Regions from separate parts of the Homo sapiens genome. Here region 1 is linked to region 2. A link is an interaction called in ENCODE POLR2A ChIA-PET data of the cell type or tissue named here. Cell type or tissue: Panc1. All regions are shown on one strand.

What was found. ChIA-PET counts read pairs that join two places held together with the same protein. Peaks named below come from ENCODE experiments on the same cell type or tissue, not always from the same donor. Only the 100,000 strongest peaks of a DNase experiment are listed, where the experiment ranks them.
Region 1: POLR2A ChIA-PET joins it to region 2 with 13 read pairs; 3 of 35 experiments call an interaction of 5 or more read pairs at or near these places.

Annotation. Positions count from the first base shown.
Region 1 is chr14:63,952,626-63,960,625 of GRCh38, reverse strand. It overlaps SYNE2 (spectrin repeat containing nuclear envelope protein 2), which reads right to left. Exons shown (of 116, transcript NM_182914.3): 8 at 5,711-5,907. Among named protein-coding and RNA genes, the nearest start is that of SYNE2, 100 kb to the right of the region's middle. In Panc1, no CTCF peak of the experiment used is centred here; no DNase peak of the experiment used is centred here.
Region 2 is chr14:63,685,481-63,693,480 of GRCh38, reverse strand. It overlaps SGPP1 (sphingosine-1-phosphate phosphatase 1), which reads left to right. Exons shown (of 3, transcript NM_030791.4): 3 at 6,825-8,000. The coding sequence ends at 7,376. LOC124903327 (a long non-coding RNA gene) reads right to left here and starts at 3,206. Exons shown (of 2, transcript XR_007064204.1): 1 at 2,949-3,206. In Panc1, no CTCF peak of the experiment used is centred here; no DNase peak of the experiment used is centred here.

The DNA of each region.
Region 1 (8,000 bases), 270 kb before region 2:
TATTGGAAAAAAAAAAACACTTCACTGTTTATTTATTAATTAAGTTAAACTTAAAGCAACAAATATTTACAGAGAGCCAATAAATGTGGGTCACAGGCAGGGGCTACAAGGATACATAAGGTATGGTCCATGCCTTTGGAGATCTTACATTTCAACCCTCTATTCATTCAGCTAGTAGATGCTAGATGCCTTAAAACATTATCTGCCCCTCAAGGAGTTTAAGGTTAGGAGAAAAACAAATAAACAAATACAACACACCATGCGTGCTTTAGTGAACATATTTACTAGGTTCAATGAGTGCTCTAAGTCACCTGAAGTAGAAAATAAATCCAATTCATTTGCAAACAATGTAATTCAAGGCAGTAAGCATATAAAAGCCAGCAATAAAAAGCTGAGGGTAGGGTCTCAATATAGGAAGAATTTCTAAGAATTAAGTTATTCTGTCTTTAACTGAAAAAGATATAAGCACCAAGAGATACGTAAAATAATGATATTGGCTTATTTAGATATTGCTTTATAAAAACTTATTATATACGAAGCCACACGTGAAGATTAAATGTGTTAACAATATTACGTCAAAATAGTTCCCTTATTCAAATATGACTATGGTATTTGGTTTGCATAAATAATCATGATGCATTTCACATTTTTGAGCTATTATTTAAGCCATTTATAATGAATTATGGGCAATTATGCGGAGGAAATTTGTTTTTACTATAGTGTCTATTTCATTAGTTGCCTGGTTATTTGTACATACAAAAATGGAGAAAATATTTTATACTAATAATAAAGATTTGGAGAATCATAATATAAGAAAAGTATTTAAAACAGTCATCAGAAACAGGAAATGAGAACAAAAGCATGAGGAAAAATGAAGGAAAAAGAAAAGCCAAAAGACAAAGAAAGGGAGAAAAGAAGGTAAAAAAGGAAGGGGGTAAAAAAAGATAGGGGTAAAAAGTTAACAAGAATTAGTAACAACCAACATGAAGCCAGACCAATGTCCAAACTGTAGAAATACGGCTGTAGGCAGGCCACGTACGGTGGCTTAAGCCTGTAATCCTAGCACTTTGTGAGGTCAAGGCGGCGAATCACCTGAGGTCAGGAGTTCTAGACCATCCTGGCCAACACGGCGAAACCCCCTCTCTACTAAAAATACAAAAATTAGCCATGCGTGGTTGCACATGCCTGTAATCCCAGCTACTCAGGAGGCTGAGGCAGGAGAATTGCTTGAACCCAGGAAGCGAAGGTTGCAGTGAGCTGAGATTGAGCCGCTGCACTCCAGCCTGGGAGACAGAACAAGAGACTCCATCTCAAAAAAAAAAAAAAAAAAAAAAAAAAGAAGAAGAAAAGAAAAAAGAATATGGCTGTAAGCTCACATATAAGTTCTAAGTTCACATTGGCTGTGAGCTTACAAATATAACCTAATTCAACTCTTACCAAAACCTGAAGTCCAAAGAGGCTAAATACCAGTAGTAAAGAGCACAGCTACCACACCAGATCTTGGTTTCTAATACCATTCTCCAATAAAAAGAGCCAGGGCTCCTTGGAGAAATGACTGATCCTAAGACTGGGGCAGGAAATATACAAGATGAGCCTGCAGCGTCTTGTCAGGCCAGAAAGTAAGAAAATGCTCAAAAACAAACAAGCAAACTTCATACTGATGGGGATAAATCAAAGGAGCATAAGAGCCAACTGAAAGAGCTCCTAGTGGACAAAACTTTGAGCGTAAAGAGGACTTTTTAAAAAATTGACCATTAAAATAAACGAAGTAGTATTGCATTACAACTAAGAGTGTAAAATATCAATAAGTCCATACTGATAGAAATAAATGACTGAATAAATAAGTAAATGGGGGAGAACAGACAAATCTCTGTGCAGAAGAACTTCAAATACTTTACACAGATAATCTGCCATCAAGGAGAGTGAGCCTTAACTCTCCCAAGTGTGGGCTATGCAGTGATTTCCCTCCAAAGAGCACAGTATGGAGAGAAGGGGGAGAAAAGAGTAACTTTACCATGAGAACCCTGATCAGCACTAGCTCAGCCAGGTGATCAAGGTAAGCATTGACAGTAATAAATCATGTTGACAATATATACCCTTGAAAGGATGTGATGAGAATGACATTCTACTGCTGAGTTCTTCCTTGCAAGAACACAAAAACCCAGTATAATCACGAGAAAAAAACATAATGTAAATTCCAATAAAGGGGCATCCTACAAAATACCTAACCAGTAATCTCTAAAACTGTCAAGGTCATTTATTTAAAAGTCTGGGAAACCGTCACAGTCAAGAGGAGTCACAGGAGATATGACAGCTAAATATAATGTGGTATCCTGGCTGGGATATTGAAAGAGAAAAAAGTCATTAGGTAAACACTAAGAAAATATGAATAAAGTATTACCTTAATTTAAAATAACATATCCATATTGGTTCATTAATTATAACAAATGTACTATACTAATGTAAGATGTTAATAGGGGAAACTGGGTGCAGGGTTTATGGGAATTTACTGCACTATCTTCTCAATTTTTCCATAAATCTAAAATTGTTCTAAAACTGAAAAGGCTTTTTTTTTGTTTTTTTTGAGATGGAGTCTCACTCTGTTGCCAAGGCTACAGTGCAGTGGCACGATCTCCGCTCACTGCAACCTCCACCTCCCGGGTTCGAGCGATTCTCCTTCCTCAGCCTGGGCAGAACTTCAAATACTTTATATGTATAATCTGCCATCAAGAAGAGTGAGCATAACTCTCCCAAGTCTGAGCTATGCAGTGATTTCCCTCCAAAGAGCACAGTATGGAAAGAAGGGGGAAAAAAAGAGTAACTTCACCATGACAACCTTGATCAGCACTAGCTCGGCCAGGTGAGGCAGTAACTGGGATTACAGGCATGCACCACCACACCCGGCTAATTTTGTATTTTTAGTAGAGATAGGGTTTCACCATGTTGGCCAGGCTAGGTCTTGAACTCCTTCCCTCATGATCCGCCCGCCTCAGACTCCCAAAGTGCTGGGGCATGAGCTACAGTGCCCCGCTGAAGTTTATTTAAAAATACAAAAAGGGGCCAGGAGTGGTGGCTCACATCTGTAATCCCAGCATTTTGGGAGGCTGAGGTGGGCAAACACTTGAGGCCAGGAGTTCAAGACCAGCCTGGACAACATAGCAAAACCCCATCTCTACTAAAAATACAAAAATTAGCCAGGCACAGTGGCACACACCAGTAGACCCAGCTACTCAGGAGGCTGAGGCAGGAGAATCACTTGAACCAAGGAGATGGAAGCTGCGGTGAGCCAAGATCACGCCACTGCACTCCAGCTTGGGAGACTGAGCGAGACCCTGTCTCAAAAAAAAAAAAAAAAAAAAAATTAGCTGGGCATGGTGGCGCACACCTGTAGTCCCAGCTACTGGGGAGGCTGAGGCACAAGAATCGCTTTAACCCAGGAGGTGGAGGTTGCAGCGAGCCAAGATTGTTGGGCAACACAGCGAAGACTCTGACTCCAAAAAAAAAAAAAGGAATGAAGTATTGATACATGCCACAACATGGATGACCTTGCAGACATTTTGCTAAGTTAAAGAAGCCAGTCACAAAGACCATATATTGTATAATTCCATTTATGTGAAATGTAATTAGCAAGTACTGGGGCATGGGGGGGTTAGGGGTAAATGGAGAGTAACTGCTAATGGTCACAGGAGTTCCTTTGGGGATGACAAAAATGTTCTAAAATGAACTGTGGTGATGAGTGAACAATTTTGTGAATACAGTTCTCCTTGGTATACACGGGAATTGGTTCCAGGACTCATCTCTAGATTGCTTTTAATATCCAATACAACGTAAATGCTATGTAAATAGTTGTTATACAATTGTGTAACATGTATTGTTTAGGGAATAATGACAAGAAAAAAGTCTGTACATGCTCAGGACAAATGCTTTTTTTTTTCCAAATATTTTCAATCCAGTGTTGGCTGACTCCATGGATATGGAACCCAGACATGAAGGGCAGGCTGTATACTAGAAACCACTAATTTGTATACTTAAATGATACATCATATGGTATGTGAATTATCTCTTAATAAAGCTGCTTAAAACCAAAAAGATTAAGTGACAAATCCACAGTCACCTGGTCAGTGAGTGTGCTGGAACTAGCTGACTCACATCAGCTGAAGAGAGTTGACTGCTAAATGTTCAGAAGTTTTTGTAAGCTGGTTGTGAAAAAATCATCAATAAAAATTAAATCATATAAATGCACAAATTATATTAAAAGCATAGGTAATAAATACTCAAAACTTATCACTTCCCAATTACTGTATTACATTTTACTATTAACTATATGCTCCTGAGGCTATCTGTCTATTGTATCTGTATGATGGAAACAACATATAATGGTGTGGGTACTGCACATCTTTTTCTAATTCTGTGTTCAGTGACTGCACATTGGTAACTTGAAATCAGTCATAGCAGTAGCATTTATCACACAGAAGTCTGCAAATGAAGGCTTGACTGTTGTTCTGTTAACTGCTAAAAAAGAGATGAAGAAATTGTTAATAATGCAGGTAAATCTTAAAAATATGTTCTGTCTAAAGCTGTTAGTTGCATTGCGAATAGCACAAAAAGTTGAGAAAATATTCTTCTAGTATTCAATTCAGCAAAGAAGTCATTCATGTCATTGAAGAACATATGAAGTTCTGATATACCTCTTATTACACTTACTTATTAACATAAAGGAAATTCTAAACTAACATTCATGTCAGAACTATACTTCTTCAGCAAATACAACCCTAAGTTAGTTACAGATGGATACAGAGTTTGGCAAAAATGAACAGAAGCATTTTGGAGCTATATGAAATCTATAAGAAAGCGTATCATAAACGTTATAATTATTTATAAAATAATACATATTCCTTAATATCAGTAAAATCTATAATAGTGTAAATGTGTGTACATTTCCCATTGTTTGGGAGAGCCAGTCACTAAACATTTGTATACACACCCCAGTAATAGAGCTGAGACTAGAATTCATACGTGCTTGACCTATTCGTTCATCATAATTTTCACTAATCCCATATACCTCTATTATGACCTTAATGTTTTTTTAATAGCTTTGGTTACATTATGAAACATTACAATTCAAAGTAAAGTGCTTTTGAGAAAGAAGTAAAATTTTTAAATCTTAATTTTATAAAGTTAAATTATAATTTGATGATGATCTCTAAAACTACCCAGTACTTAGGATGTTGTTGTTAACAATCCAACATGACTGAGCAGAATCAATGACCAACCACATAGGGACAGACGGGAAGGCAGCAGTTTCTGTTCTCACAGAGGTTCAGCTTTAACTCAGAGGGAGGGAGGAAGGAGAGACATATAAACAACTTTAATTCAAGACTCAGAGAAACATCTTACAAAAGAGATTTAGAATAGAATAACAGAATCAAGAAGAAAAAAACACAGAACATAATAGAAGAAAATCAAGACAGGCTCAAATTATTCCCAATAACAGCACTGTTTGCTTTCAGCTGTGGCTTCCCCTATAATTACTGAAGTTAACAAATTGGTAGGAATTGTTTGATTGCATCAAATTCGATAAAGAGCTTAAGTTAAACCCTCCAGGACTAAAATAGAGTGCCACTATGTTTATTCATGTATAGATACTATTTTGAAATCAACTTCATGCTAAGCCTTAAAGATTGTTTTAAAAACAAAGAAGCTTCTTTACCTTCTGGTTCCAGCAATCTGGGGATTTTTAATTCTTGTTCTGCAATTCTGAAGGCCTCTCTCAGATTGTCTTTGTTGGATCTATGCTTCACACTCTTCATGTCAATTAGGTCTGGTCGCAAGGCATGAATGATGGCCAAAAAAGCCATCCCATTTCTCCAACTTGACTTAAAATCGGTCACATTGACAGACTCATAGCTATCATAAAAAGACAAAAACATGACAAATACCATTAAAAAGAACGTAACACCCCCCTCCACTATATTCAATAGTAATTAAAATTTGGCAAATCAAGTAAATTAGATACATCATGCTAGATAAAATTTTTTATCTTGTGACCAAATTAAAGGAAAATGCCAAGTTTGATGAAACTCAAAATACCACAGAACACTGATTCTCAAAATTTGTTTCCTGAGCCAGCAGCATCAGTATCACATGGGGTGCAGGTGTTAGAAATGTAAATTCTCAGGCCGAATCCCATACCTACTGAATCAAACTCTGGAGGTGGGCCTGAAATCTGTGCCTTTAAAAGCCCTCCAGGAGATAATGATATTCACTCAAGATTGATGCCCTTCATTACCAAATCTGTTGGCTTAAGTCTGCCTTTAAACTTCTACATACAGGGAAGGTCAAGGTTCCTAACTAGAGGAAATGATTTCCTTTTTCAGTGGGACAAATTAAATGATACATTGTGTGTAATTAATGGCCAGTAGCTCACTAGATAGATAGACCTTGTCACTCCTCTGCTTAAAACCCATCATGACAGATGAATGGATAAACAAAATGTGGTATATACATACAATGAATATTATTCATCCTTAAAAAGAAGGGAAATTCTGGCTGGGGACGTTGGCACATGCCTGCAATCCCAGCACTTTGGGAGGCTGAGGCGGGAGGATCACTTGACAATGGGAGATTGAAGCTGCAGTGAGCTACAATCGCACCACTGCACTCCAGCCTGGGTGACAGAATGAGACTGCCTCAAAAAAAAAGGAGGGAAATTCTGACACATGCTACAACATGAAGGAACCTTAAAAACCATGCCAAGTGAAATAAGCCAGTCACAAAAGGACAAATACCACATGACTCCACTCATATGAGGTATGTAGAGTAGTCAAATTCATAGAGAAGTAGAATGGTCATTGCCAGAGGCCAGGGTTTGGGGGATGATGGGGAGTTCTAGTTTAACAGGTACAGTTTCGCAAAAGGAAAAAAGTTCTGGTGACAGAGAGTGGTGATGGTTACACAACAATATGAATGTAGTTAGTGCCACTGAACTGTACACTTAAAAATGGTCAAAGTGGCAGATTTTAAGTTATGTATATTTTATCACAATAATATCTACATCTATCTATCTATCTATCTATCTATCTCTCTCTCTCTCTATCTATCTATTTATCAATCAACATCATTAGCTAGCCATTGTATTTAGAATAACATCTCTCACCCTGGTCCACAGACCCTAAGTGATTTGGCCCCTGCCTGCTTCTCTCATCTTTGTATCTCCCCTCTCTTACAGAGTTGCAGTCACACCAGCCTTGTTCCTGTTTCTCAAAGCCACCCTCCTAGTCACTGTCCTTGGACGCTCCTTCTCACAGATCTTCATAAAGCCTCCCACTTGAGGAGTCAGCTTAAAGTCTCTCCGCAGCAAAGCCCTGCCTTACCACCTGCACTAAAGGAGACACTCTCCCTGCCCTCAACCTTCTTGACCATAAAAAAAGTCCTTCCTAATCTGCTTGCCAACTGTAATTATCATATTTCTTCATGATAATTCCTGCTTTCCCCATCAGGATGCAAGCCTTTGAGAGCAAGGGCTTTGCCCTTCTTGTTCACCACTGTAGACTCATTCCCCAAACAATGCCTGGCATATCACCAGGGCTTAAGACACATATTTTTAAAAAAATCACTCCATCACTATTCTGTGCTTCATAAGGGATCAGGGAAAGTCTTGCAAAAGAGTACAGTTGTCTGCAACACTTGGGATATATTCTAGAACAACTATAGTGTCCTTTCATATCCCACAAAAAGCATGAAAAAATTCAAGAGACTATTTTAAGGTCTGAATCAAATGATAAAAGCTACTCAGGAAATAGTCTGCTCCAGATGACCTGGGTTTTCCTGTTTACTTACGGGAAAAAAAGCTTAAAACTATGACTGTAATAAACTACATAGCAGTCAGTGATTTTTGTGTTGTCTAACAAATATGTTTGTGGTATCTACTTCATCCAGAAACTGTTCTAAATGCTTTAAAAAAAATTCTTATGCATATAACAACCTATGACATATTACTG
Region 2 (8,000 bases):
TGAAAAGTACAAAGTTTAGAATATATACACTTTAGCATATAACATGAAATTCTAAATCACTCATGAAATTTAAGATAAAAAGTAAAGCAACAGCTTTTATTTTTGTAGCCAAAATCCTATGGGTATTTACCAAGACTTGTGCCTTTAATTACAAGGTAGGGAAGTAAGGGTAAGATAGCAAACAAAGGGAATGTAACCTCATAAGGTGAAGTTATTTTGGCAATTTGGGCTCTGAAATATGAAGAATTGGCCAGGTGCAGTGGCTTACGCCTGTAATCCCAACACTTCGGGAGGCCGAGGCGGGTGGATCACTTGAGCCCAGGATATCTGGATCAACCTGGGCAACATGGCAAAACCCTGTCTTTATAAAAAAAAATACAAGAAGTTAGCCAGGTGTGGTGGTGTGTGCCTGTGGTCCCAGCTACTTGGGAGGTGGGAGGATTGCTTGAGCCCAGGAAGTCGAGGCTGTGGTGAGCCATGATCTCCCCTCCAGCCTAGGCCATGGCCATACAGTGAGATCCTCTCTCAAAAAAAGAAATATGAAGAATAGAGGTTTGACAGTCACATCATTTGAGATCTCCTTATCCAAATGCATGGTCAGAGTTTGAGTCACTTGTGGAATCTTTGAGTAACTGAAATAAAATCCAGTTGATCAGAATTCTTTGGTAATTTTTAGTATGTATCAGTGAGTTTTCTCGGAAGACATCCTGTTCAAAAAAAAAGTGTTGAGGCTGGATGTGGTGGATAATGCCTATAATTCCAACACTTTGGGAAGCTGAGGTGGGTGAATCACTTGAGCCCAGGAGTTCAAGACCAGCCTGAGCAACATAGGGAAAGCCTGTCTCTACAAAAAAATACAAAATATTAGCCAGGCCTGGTGGCTTGCGCCTGTAGTCCCAGCTACTTGGGAAGCTGAGGTGGGAGGATCAATTGAGCCCAGGGGGTTGAGGCTTCAGTGAGCTATGACCACGCCACTACACTACAGGCTGAATGACACGGCAAGACCTGTCTCCAAAAAAAAAAAAGGAAGTTGAACATTTAGTTTCTCTTCACTCCCAATATTTAATTTCTGATTCTCAAAATGTTAATTTTTATAACAACTGTGTCAAGTACCTTCAATGTAAGAGGTTAAATAAGCAGCTGTGTGACCTTACTCCAGTTTTCATTATTTAAAAACTGGTTGATTAAGGTAACCATAAATTTCCATCAAATTTGCACACTTTTGAAAGGGAAAAAGGTGCTTTTAATACCTGTCCTGGGGACAAGAGCAAAATGGGACTTTTCGAGGCAAGCTGTTTCATATTGGTTGTTATGGTTAAATGTGACAATAATTGTAAAGTATTGAAGCAGTGTTTTTAGTACGGAAAGTTATTATTCTCCAAAAATGTCTTAGGCCTGGTTCAATAAATTATATATCATCTGCTTCTCTTATAGAGCTCTTGTCAGGCAGGATTATGTAGTCAATGTGATGAGTCTAAAGAATACCTTAACTCTTTTTCTTTCTTCCTTTCTTCTTTTTTTTTCTTTCTCTTTTTGTTTTTTATTTTTATTTTTAAAGAATTACCTTAACTGTCTTAATTTAACTAACCAAACATTTATTTCCTGCTTACTTATTTTTCATGCACTGAAAATATATGTATAAATAAGGTAAAGTCTTTGCCTTTGAGTAGTCATTGTCTAAATATGCAGTATGTAATAAAACAGTGTAATGCAATTGTTTTCAACCAGGGTGTACATCAGAATCACTGGGGAGATTTTTAAAAAATACTGATGCCCTACCCCCACTTCAGTTCAATCATAATCTCTGAATATTGTCCCAGGCATCAGTATTTTTATCAAGTTCTCCACTTGATTTTAATCTACAGCAAGGGTTATGAACTTTTGGTTTCCTGGAGAAACAGACAAGCAAAGAATGGAAAACAGTCATAGCAGGTATGTGGAGGATGCAGTGGAATCAAAGAAGAGAAAATTTCTTATTACAGGGTAGGAGAAGAAAGTTTATGGAGGAGGTAGATGCCTGAGGAGAATCTCAAAGAATATATAATAGTTTGCCTGAAATATAGGTAGGAAAGATAATTCTAAGACAAGAAGAAATAGTCTATAAATTCATTTTGGGATCTGGCATTAAATGAAACTTAATGATAGACAAAACTCAGTTATGAAATGCTTTATATGTCCTTCTAAGAGTTGGAATGCACACATGATATTTATTGCCTTAGTTGACACTTTCCTAAACATTTTGTTAATTGATCACCTCTCAGCCTTTTGGCTAAGATCGAGCGTAAACATTTTGTTAATTGATTGTGTAATATCTTTCCTTGACCTGTTATAAAAGGAATCACTTATTTAAATAAAGAGAATACAATTATAATTTTAAGCAACTTTATTTACTTACTATTGTACAATAGGAGACTATCAGCCAAACTATGTTTTATATCTAAATAAAATTTTTAAAATGTTTTTCATGGCTGGGCATGGTGGCTTACACCTGTAACCCCAGCACTTTGGGAGGCCAAGGTGGACAGATTACCTGAGGTCAGGAGTTCGAGACCAGCCTGCCCAACATGGTGAAACCCTGTCTGTACTAAAAATACAAAAATTAGCTGAGTGTGGTTGGTGGCGCACACCTGTAACCCCAGCTACTTGGGAGGCTGAGACAGGAGAATTGCTTGAAGCCAGGAGGTAGAGGCTGCAGTGAGCTTAGATGGTGCCACTGTACTCCATCCCGGGGAACAGAGTGACACTCAGTCTCATATAAATAAATAAATAAAATATTTTCTTATATCTATCATGTAGTACATCATTTAAAGAGAGGAAAGATATTCATTTACAAGTAATTTGGTAGATTCTGCTAGACAAAACAAATTCATGTGAAGGATTTGTTTATTCATTCATTCATCCATCCAAAAAATATTTGAGGTTGAACAAAACATAGTCTATTTCCCTACCATTTTATAGTTGAATGTTCAACTGTATTCTTTTTCATAATTATCTGTATCTTCTTCTCCAGCTATTCTTATATTCCAAAGTGTTCCGATTTGGAGTTATATCTCTTTTAGAACAATGGCTTCAAGCACTGCAACTGCGGACCCTGTCATTTCATGACACAATTTTTATTGCATAGAAAAGAAATAGCCCAGCCGGTCACAGTGGCTCACAGCTGTAATCCCAACACTGTGGGAGGCTGAGGCAGGTGGATTGCTTGAGCTCAGAAGTTGGAAACCAGCCTTGGCAACATGACAAAACCTTGTCTACAAAAAATACAAAACTTAGCCTAGCTGGGCATGGTGATGCACGCTTGTAGTCCCAGTTACTCAGGAGGCTGAAGTGGGGAGGACAACTTGAGGTGGAGGTTGCAGTGAGCTGAGATTGTGCCACCAAAGTCCAGCCTGGGCGACAAACAAAACAAAACAAAAAACAGAGAAGCATTCAAGTTCAACCGTAATCAATTAACTAATCCAAAACCCAAAAACAGCTTAAATGACCATAAGTGGGAAAACCAATAAATTGTATAATGATGCAGCAGAATATTACATGATTGTGAAAGTGAATGACCGATAACTACATATAATATAATGAATGAATCTTAATGTTAAGTGTAAAAAGCAGTTCAAAAGAGACTGCTGTAACATTTTAGCAAAGCTCAGAAAGAAGCAAAACTAGATAATTTTTTTTTTTTTTTTTGAGACAGAGTCTTGCTCTGTCACCAAGGCTAGAGTGCAGTGGCGTAATTTCAGCTCACTGCAACCTCCACCTCCGGGGTTCTAAGCGATTCTCCTGCCTCAGCTTCCAGAGCAGCTGGGATTACAGGCATGTGCCACCACACCCGGCTAATTTTGTATTTTTAATAGAGATAGGGTTTCACCATGTTGGCCAGGCCGGTCTCGAACTCCTGACCTCAGGTGATCCTCCCACCTTGGCCTCCCAAAGTGCTGGGATTACAGGCATGAGCCACCACCCCCGGGCCAAACTAGATAATATTTTGCTTGAAGATATGTGGTAAAACGATTTGAAAAAATAGGTATTTATGGCCAGGCCCGGTGGCTGATACCTGTAATCCTAGCTCTTTGGGAGGCCAAGGTAGGTGGATCACTTGAGCCCAGGAGTTCAAGACCAGTCTGGGCAACCTGGTGAAACCTGGTATCTACAAACAAAACAAAACAAACAAACAAAAAATCCCAGGTATTTATGAAGCCAAAATTCATGCTTGCAAATTGCCTCCAGGGAGGAATGCAGAGTGATAGGTTGAGAAACAGCACAACAGTAGATTTGACAATTCTTGTAATATTATAGTTCTTTTGTTGGGAAGTGATTTCATAGATATGAATTTTATAGTTTCATATATACTGTACATGTATTTTGCTATGTATCAAATCCTATATAATAAAAAATTTTAAGACAGAAACATCAAGCAACTAGTCTGTTGCTTAACTGTATTGAATATTGTTAAGAAATGACCTGGCCAGATGCAGTGGCTCACGCCTGTAATCCCAGCACTTTGGGAGACTGAGGCGGGAGGATCACGAGGTCAGGAGATAGAGACCATCCTGGCTAACACGGTGAAACCCCGTCTCTACTAAAAATACAAAAAATTAGTCGGGCATGGTGGCGGGCGCCTGTAGTCCCAGCTACTCGGGAGGCCGAGGCAGGAGAATGGCGTGAACCTGGGAGGCGGAGGTTGCAGAGAGCTGAGATCACGCCACTGCATTCCAGCCTGGGCAACAGAGCGAGACTCCATCTCAAAAAAAAAAAAAAGAAAAAAAAAAGAAATGACGGTTGTTTTTGAAGACCTCTAGTATCCATGAAAAAAGTGGTTTCAGTGTAGTGGTGAGTTTAGAGAAAAATCAGAGGTGAGGAAGTGGAGACAGTGAATATAAACATTGATAAGTTTTTCAGTAATAGTAGATCATAGGGTTTTGTTTTGTTGTAAGGTAGAAATACGGAACATTTTTGTATGTTGTCAGGAATGATTCAGAAAGTTATTTAATAGCTTTGTTTCCTCAAGTAAACCATCTTCTATCAAGTCTACACAATTGCTCCTACCTAAAACTAGGAACCGTCTCTGATTCCTCTCTTTCTTCTTGCTGTTTCTCACATTCAATCCATCATCAAGTTACAGTTGTCAATTCTTTTAAAATTTTTTTTTTTTTTTTTTTTTTTTTTTTGAGACAGAGTCTTGCTCTGTCACCCAGGCTGGAGTGCAATGGCGCCATCTCGGTTCACTGCAACCTCGGCCTCCCGGGTTCAGGCAGTTCTCCTGCCTCAGCCTCCTGAGTAGCTGGGATTACAAACGCGTACCACCATGCCCGGCTAATTTTTGTATGTATGTATGTACTTATTTATTTATTTATTTTTGAGTTGGAGTTTCACTCTTGTTGCCCAGGCTGGAGTGCAATGGTGCGATCTTGACTCACCCCAAACTCTGCCTCCCGGGTTCAAGCGATTCTCCTGTCTCAGCCTCCCAAGTAGTTGGGATTATCGGTGTGTGCCACCACACACAGCTAATTTTCTTTTGTATTTCTAGTAGAGACAGGGTTTCACCATGTTGGCCAGGCTGGTCTTGAACTCTTGACCTCAGGTGATCCACCCGCCTCGGCCTCTGAAAGTGCTGGGATTACAGGTGTGAGCCACTGCACCTGACCTCACTTTTTATTCTTAAGAGACGAAGTCTCCCTGTGTTGCCCAGCCTGGTCTCCAACTCCTGGGCTCAAGCAGTTTCGACAAAGTGTTGGGATTATAGGCATGAGCCACTGCACCCAGCTCCTATCACTTTTGAAATAAAATCTACTCTCTTACCTAGCCTACAAAAGCCTTTGCACTTGATATTCCCTCTACCTGGTACACATTTCCTCTGCCTCTAAATATAGGCTCCCTTTAGAATCAGATCTGTGCTCAACTGTCACCACCCTCAGACAGGCTTCCTTAATCAATCAGTACTCTAATCGGGTCCTTCATCATACTATTCTGTTGTCCTGTTTTAGTTTCTTCATAAGATTCATAACAATCTGAAATTGTAATATTTATCTGCTTTCTTATGTGGTTATCAACAGTCTTGCTCTGTTACTCGGGCTGGAGTGCAATGGCATGATCTTGGCTCACTGCAACCTCCACTTCCTGGGTTCAAGCGATTCTCATGCCTCCATCCCCAAGTAGCTGGGATCACAGGCTGGAGCCACCATACCTGGCTAATTTTTGCATTTTTAGTAGAGACAGGGATTCACTATGTTACCCAGGCTGGTCTTGAACTCCTGGCCTCAAGTGAACCACCCACCTCAGCCTCCCAAAGGGATGGGATTACAGACATGAGCTACCTTGCCCAGCCACATTCTTGTCATTTTTTAAAGCAATGTATCCTCAACCCCTAAAATAGGGGTTGGCACTCATAAATATTTGTTCAATGAATGAATGAATGAGAAAAGAAAATTACCTAGGATGTATATCCTGTGTGGTCATGGAGATAATTACATACATAAACATATGAAAATGAAAACCATTTCTTTGAATAATAAGTGTACTTTTCCCCAGAAATCAAAACTACACAATTTTAGCATAATTTGTTGTTCAGAATTTGAATGTAAATTTGTGGATATTATATATGTAGTTAATTTATAAAAGGGTAGAATTATGAAAATATAAATCCTTTTATTATTAATACAGCTTTTAGTGCCTCTTATATGGTCAGTTAATAAAGTTTACTTTGAGAATTTGACAACTTTAAAAAATTTATGTATATTCAACATTTGAAATGTCAAATATAAATTATTTTTTAAATGCCAAAAATATTCAGTATTATACTAAACAACGATACTTTTATCTTTTCCTAGGATATTATTGCTGGATTCCTATATACCATTTTAATCTTAGCTGTCTTCTATCCATTTGTGGACCTGATTGACAACTTCAACCAAACTCACAAATATGCTCCATTCATCATCATCGGGCTTCATTTAGCTTTGGGGATCTTTTCTTTCACTCTTGACACCTGGAGCACATCCCGAGGAGACACAGCCGAGATACTAGGAAGTGGTGCTGGAATTGCATGTGGATCTCATGTTACTTATAACATGGGTCTAGTATTAGATCCTTCTCTAGATACATTACCTTTAGCTGGGCCCCCCATTACTGTGACTCTGTTTGGAAAAGCCATATTGCGGATCCTCATAGGGATGGTATTTGTACTAATAATCAGAGATGTAATGAAAAAGATCACCATTCCTTTAGCCTGCAAAATCTTCAATATACCGTGTGATGATATTCGAAAAGCAAGACAGCACATGGAAGTTGAACTTCCTTATCGGTATATTACCTATGGAATGGTTGGTTTCTCCATCACATTTTTTGTTCCTTACATATTTTTCTTTATTGGTATCTCTTGATGGAGAAGTATTGTTTATGATAAGAAAGGAGGGTATCAGTTACTGATACCCAAAAATATATTCCAGGTAAAGCCAGGTCAGAATTAGGCTTTTGCAGGAATTTAACTTAAATAATTATTTAAGTAAATTCATAAGAGTCAGTGCATTTTATCATTGCACATCCAGATACTGTTTTAGGTGAGCTGAGCTATTTCGTTACTGAGAAAATGATAAGTATCCATTTAGAATGTTCATGTAATGTTTGGAGAGTTTTGTATTATGGATTCAACTTATATATAATATATATAAGGTACATAATATGCAATTATATATCTGATATATATTATATATAAAATAATATACCTAAGTGTTTTTTTAAACTATGGGAGTGTATTATAAAATCAATAATAATATGCAAACAGTTGTGCCTGTGTATTTGAACTACATACAGGTATGTTGTTATTAACAGATATATTTAACATTTATTTACTATGGGAGCCATTTCCTAATTGAATTGCGTAATTACTAGACCAGAATGCATATGCTACTATACATTGATTTACTGCCTGTTTTTACACTGCCATTACCTTTCATGTTATCCATGATGTTGAACATGGGAGGCATTTTTAATGGACCAAATTTTTA